Regions from separate parts of the Homo sapiens genome. Here region 2 is linked to region 1. A link is a loop called in an ENCODE intact Hi-C map of the cell type or tissue named here. Cell type or tissue: PC-9. All regions are shown on one strand. Each heading gives the region's core, and the rest is flanking DNA. Links, peaks and the distances in the headings are about the cores only.

What was found. A loop is a pair of places that touch in the nucleus more often than their neighbours do. Peaks named below come from ENCODE experiments on the same cell type or tissue, not always from the same donor. Only the 100,000 strongest peaks of a DNase experiment are listed, where the experiment ranks them.
Region 2: a loop joins it to region 1, with 2.3 times the contacts of the local background. A loop is called at or near these places in 4 of 110 quality-filtered maps.

Annotation. Positions count from the first base shown.
Region 1 is chr12:47,899,172-47,902,075 of GRCh38, forward strand. The region is part of intron 1 of VDR (vitamin D receptor); the gene reads right to left. Among named protein-coding and RNA genes, the nearest start is that of VDR, 4.4 kb to the right of the region's middle. In PC-9, for the core only: CTCF peaks have their summits at 1,471 (motif pointing right) and 1,676; a DNase peak (open chromatin) is centred at 1,530; H3K27ac peaks cover 1,987 bases.
Region 2 is chr12:48,020,625-48,023,528 of GRCh38, forward strand. The region is part of intron 2 of LOC105369750 (a long non-coding RNA gene); the gene reads left to right. LOC124902927 (a long non-coding RNA gene) reads right to left here and starts at 1,551. Exons shown (of 2, transcript XR_007063293.1): 1 at 1,341-1,551. RefSeq lists an enhancer at 894-1,885. In PC-9, for the core only: no CTCF peak of the experiment used is centred there; DNase peaks (open chromatin) are centred at 1,427 and 2,657; H3K4me3 peaks cover 192 bases; H3K27ac peaks cover 335 bases.

The DNA.
Region 1 (2,904 bases), core at 269-2,768:
GGTGCCAGGACAGCCATTCCTGAGTTCTAAACGGGCCTCTCACAAGGACAGGCTTCTGGGCTAGAAATTTTGAAAAGAAGTGCAAGAGTCTCTTTTTTCCCCACTGTTAAATTCCCAGTGTCTTGACTAGTACCTGGCACACCGTAGGCTCTTGGCCCATATCTACTGAATACACATGCCTTTCAAGGGCCTACTGTGTGCCAGGCACTTGACTTACATCATCTAATCCTCACACAGTCCTACAAGGGAGCTATTACTATACCCAGTTTACAGGTAAGGACACTGAGATTTGGACAGATTAAATAACTTGCCCAAGGTCACAAGCTACAAAGCGACCTCGCCAAGATTTGAACCCAAGAGTCTAACTCAGACCCTGTGTTTCTCCTGTTCTGCCAGGCCACTAGCTTCTAACAGCACTACCTAAAATTTTAGTCATCTACCAAGGAACCCTGAGACCCACAGGGGGTGGGGCAGGCTGAGCATTTTCTCTTCCTGCGACCTCTGTCTCCAGGCTCTGACAAAGCGGTTTGTATGGCCAGGCCCAGGGCTGGCAAGCCGTGTAAAGCAGTGGTTACAGGCTGACTCTGCAGCCTTGGGCAGGTGGCTGCATCTCTTTAGACCTTGGTTTCCCCACTATGCCTGCTAGAGAACATAACTGTACTTACCCCAAAGAGAAGCTATGAGGATTGAGGGAGGCAAGCAAAGCAATGTGCACGGGGCCTGGCATGAGGCTATCAGAGGAGGCTAGAGTCCATTTCTCCGTCCAGCTGGGCTAGGTTCAGGAGCCCTTAAGGGATAGCCAGGAGAGGGAAAAGGTAGGCAAAGTGAGAATAGCTCCCCATTGGCCAATGGGACAATCAGCACATAGTAGGTTTTCAATAAAGATGCCTGTTTGAAAGATTGTTTCCTATTTGCCTTCCAGACTATTAGAGTCATATTTGATTCCACACAATTTCTCTGCACAATCCTACCTCTGTTGGGTTCTTGTTCTTAACCAGAGTAAGGTGCCCAAGACTGCCAGAGAGGCATGAAGATCTAAAAGTGCTGGCAGAGGGAGCCTCCTTCTGAGAGGCCACTGTCCCCAGAGTAACCTTTGGGCAGTCCAAGCCTGTTCTCAGGTCAACTTGTTCAAACTAGTTAGTACATCTAACCTCTCAGCTCATAAACATTTACTGCGGGTGTATAATGTACAAGACAGGGCACTAAGTGCCCTGTGGCCATCCCATGAATGCAGAGGTGGGAGAGTTCCATGCAGGTTAAGAGCATGGGCTTCTGCAAACCTGAGAGGGAGTCGTGGGTTTCCTCCTCACAGGCTATGACAGCTTGGCATGTTGATTAACCTCACAGAGACTCCATTTCCTCATTTGTAAAGGGAACATAACTGGTTCCTACCTCACAAGACCTAGTGATAGGTCTGGGAGGCACGTAGCACAGCACCTGTTACCAAGTGAGTGCTCAGTAAGTAGCTGAAGCTACAACTCCAGTACCAGCAGGTGGCACACACTGGATGTGTCACCAGCAAAGCCTCGGGCCTCATGGGTATTCCACAGTGCCTGGAATGTCCCACCTTGCATAACACCTCCAAGCTCCAGGTTGTCATCAGAAGGCCAGTGAGAGGCAGCAGCTTCTCAGGAACCAACTGCCGAGTCTGCACAGACTCCGCTTTCCCGCCGGTGCAGCTGCCCACACCCTGCTTAGGACCAGGACTCTCCCCTGTGCAGAATGAGGACTTTGTATGGCATCTGGTTCTGGGAACACCACTTAGTCTATTCCCTGGCACAGGACCTGCAGGGCAGGTTTGCAAAAGCATGACACACATTCCAACTCACAGAGTACTGACTGCTTCTGCCTTCCACTCCTGCTATTCACCAACCAGACACCCCCATCCTCTCCCAGCCAGCCTTGGGGTGGGGCGGTCTCACCACCTACCCCCCTTGCCCACAAGTCACTTCAAAGACATGACTTCCCAAGAGATCTTCACTTGCACTTTTCATTTGTTGGCAGTGAGAATGACTTCCTTCCTGGCAGAGTAACTGAGAGTCACTACATGGTCATCGTGGCGGCTCTGCTCCCTCCACGCCTATGCCCGATCACCCACAGGCTGGACCTCTGGGGATCCCACCCTTTGCATCTGGACCATGAGGACCCAGGACCCAGAAGGCAGGACAGTTTCTCTTCCACATGTCGCCACAGCGGGATGCAGGCACTGCCATCAACGCCTGTCACTTGGATTGAGCAAGAACAGCCTCTCCCCACCCTGGACCATTTCCCCAATAGTCAGACCAGACCAAAGAGGCAAACTCTAGTGTCTTTGGGAACTGACTCTGTCTCCTGCAATGCAGCTTCTCCCTGGCTTTGGCCTCCACTTTGCTTTTCATTTCCCCGGAACCTGATTATAGGTGACCTATGTCCTTTATCAGAGTGGGCGAGGTTTGCCTACCCTTGCCTTCCTGGCTGCTTACCTGCTTTACAGCCAGACTTTCTGTGGGATAGTGTGGTCCCCAGAGGTCTGGGAAGCTGGATGAGCAAAATGTGGAGGCTGTAGATATGGAGGAAGAGGGAAGAGGAAACGTGAGGCCCAGTCTTGGCTCCACTATGAACCCCAATTTCCCCAGGGGAAGCTGAAGAGGAGTTGGCAGACCTTCCTGTCCCTGTCTGAGGTTGGGGTGGGGCAGGAAAACCAAAGGTGAGGCCAGTCACAAGTCAAGGGTGAAGGGAAGTCACACGAGTGGTGGGCTGGGTCCCAGGACAGGGTGGCCGGGAGCAGTGCCGCCCCAGGGAAAAGACGAGAATTGGCTGATAACACCAGGGAGCAGGCTAGGGTGTCGGGGGCTGTCCTCAGAATTAAGCTACCCCTGTTTTCCCTTGAGCATTAAGCCTCCCCCAACCTTATCATCCCCTCAT
Region 2 (2,904 bases), core at 318-2,817, 120 kb after region 1:
CCAGGATTGTCTTGAACTCCTGACCTCAAGTGATCCGCCTGCCTCGGCCTCCCAAAGTGCTGGGATTACAGGCATGAGACACTGTGCCTGGCCTCATTTTGGCTTTTGACTTTGTTTATGATTATTCTTTTTGTTTGCCATGCAAACACTTTTTATTTTTATATGGTCAAATTTATTGTTATTTTATTTTATGGTTTCTGGTTTCATTCATAGATTTTAAATTTTTTTCTCCTGGCTCCTTTAAGTTCTTTTAGGGTTAAATTTTTACATTTAAATTTTTGATCCACATACAATTGATCTCATTTTAAGGTATGAGATATACATCTGAACTTACTGTTTTTTCTCCCAAATGTCTGCCCAGTTGTGCTGGGACATTTATTGAAAATTCTATCTTGGCTGGGTGCAGTGGCTCACACGTGTAATCCCAGCACTTTGGAAGCCCAAGGCAGGCAGATCTCTTGAGGTCAGGTGTTCAAGACCAGCCTGGCCAACATGGCAAAACCCTGTCTCTACTAAAAATACAAAAATTAGCCAGGCGTGGAGGCACACACCTGTAATCCCAGCTACTTGGGAGGCTGAGGCACAAGAATTGCTTGAACCCAGGCGGCAGAGGTCGTGGTGAGCCGAGATCATTCCACTGCATTCCAGCCTGGGTGACAGCAAGAAAAGTCTATCCTAACTGGTTGAAATGCCATCCTTGCTCTACTATAAATTCCAGAGTTTCTTTGTGCCCATCTCAGTACTTCTGTGTCCCCTGCCATGTGTATCCAAGCACCAGCACCACAGTGCCTTTTTTTAGGCTCCATGCAGCTTAACTACAGGTCCCTGGGTCTGCAGACATGGAGATTTGCTGACCCTGAGGTGGGATGAGGAGGTAGGGGAAATAGCAAAAGAGTTGGATATTAAGATCAGAAAGCTTCTGGGCTCTCTCCAAAGAACCCCTAGCATCTAAAATGGCTTTGCTCCTATACCTCCTCTCAAAACAAAAAAAAAAAAAAAAAAAAAAAGAGAACAAAGAAGTCTGTTTCCTTATTCAACAGCTATTTGTCCAGCCTGAAAGAGCCCCTCTAGTCTAACCCTGTGCATGCTGCTGATCCTCTCCCAGAGTGCCTTCCAAGATTATTTCAGGAGCCTAGGAAGGCCCTAAGTGTGGCTTTGATCGCCATATTGGAAATGCTTCCCTCACTGGCTCCCTGGGCTCCAAGCCCAGTACTTGACAGTTGCCTGTAAACTGAGCAGGTCTTTATCTTAAAGACATCACAATGGACCCTAAACAAACACATTAACAACCACTCAGAGACCTAACGCTGGCCAATAAACAAACCCCCAGGAAAGCTTACTCAGAAAAGGTTCCTCCTTCCTGCAGCCCCTGAGGGCAGATCCCGGAGTCCCTCCTTCCTCAGCCTGCAGGCTGCTTTCCAAGGGCTCTCCAGCCCTCCCGGCAGGAATGTAATCATCTGCCCTGCGTGCCCTGCCTTCTCTCACCTTTACCCACAATAACCCAGCATGGTCACAATGCACTCAGTGCATACCTATTGCAAATAAAACAAGAAAGTAAATCTCCTTCAAAGGAACAGCTAATAGCTCCAGGCTACCAAAAACAATGTGTTCTATGGGAGCTAGCGATTACCCTATATACCAAGGGTTTAAATTTAAGGTCTTTAGATGAGCTTCGGAGGTTCCCTGAACCCCTACAATGATTTGCAAAATTTATATGTAGACTTATGAAGGGCATTTTTTCCCTAAGATACCGGGAAGGAGATTCCCTGTATCATCAGAGTTCAATATCAAAAATTTTTTTTAAATCTAGGTATCTATGGATAAAAGGATATGATGTCTAGATTTTGTTTCAAAACATTTCAGTTGGAGGACAAAGAGTGGGTGAAGTAGGTGCAGTTATGGATTAAACAAGATTGGCCATTAGTTGATACTTATTAAAGCTAGTGATGAGTGCTTGGAAATTTATTATATTATTCTGTCAAGAAAGAAGTGGAAGGAAGGAAGAAGAAAAGGAGGGAGTGAGGAAACCTTTTGCTACAGACTACGCTGAAAGAACCAGACAGACCATAGTATACATCTGCTATTCTCATAGTCCTAGCTTTATAGGAACAACTGCCCAGTGGATTGCCTGGTCAGTGTTTGAAAGCCTGGCAAATTTGTGGGTGCAGAGGCATGTTCTTCTCACTCTCACCCCCGCTCTCTATCCTCAGCATCACCCAGAGAGAGGGACCAGAATCCCTGAGGCCATCTTGGTTCATCTGCACCGTCTCTCCTACACCTCTTCACCCCTCCCCTCTCCACTTCACTCCAGGCTGCATTGGGGCGGGGAGGTGATCATCCAAGGCCCTGGCTCTCCATCGAGACCCCAGCCAGGTAGAGCCCCTATTGCCTGAGCAAGCTTGCGCAGGATGGGGCTGGAGCTGCACTATTTGGATCTTCTTGGAGTAGAAAATTCACAAATTCCAACCTCTGCTCCCAAAGCAAACCTCCCCAGCCCAGGTGGCTGCATCCTTCTCCTCCCCTCCCCCCAGTTCCCTGGGTCGCCAAGCCGGAGGCTTTGAAAACCAGCTTGTGTTTGGTTTGTGAAAGCACCAATGTTTGCAATGTTTGCCCAGCAGAGAAGGAGCATATTTTCTCCCTTCCAAATGCAAACTCAAAAGATGCTCCACCAGTTTTTCTTCAGACTTTCCACAGGAAACATAAATAAGAAAGAAAAATGACTTTAGGTGCTGAGACCTGAAATGGAATTTCAACCCTGAAGGAACTGCCTGTAACAAGCACTCTCTGTCCTTCAGTGAAGGCTTCGAGAGCCTAGGTGCATGTTTCTTTCCTCTGAGTAGCCTTCACAGATGAGGCAAGGGGAGGAGCTGAACCAGTTCTTAGACCTGACTCCCAGCTAGATCT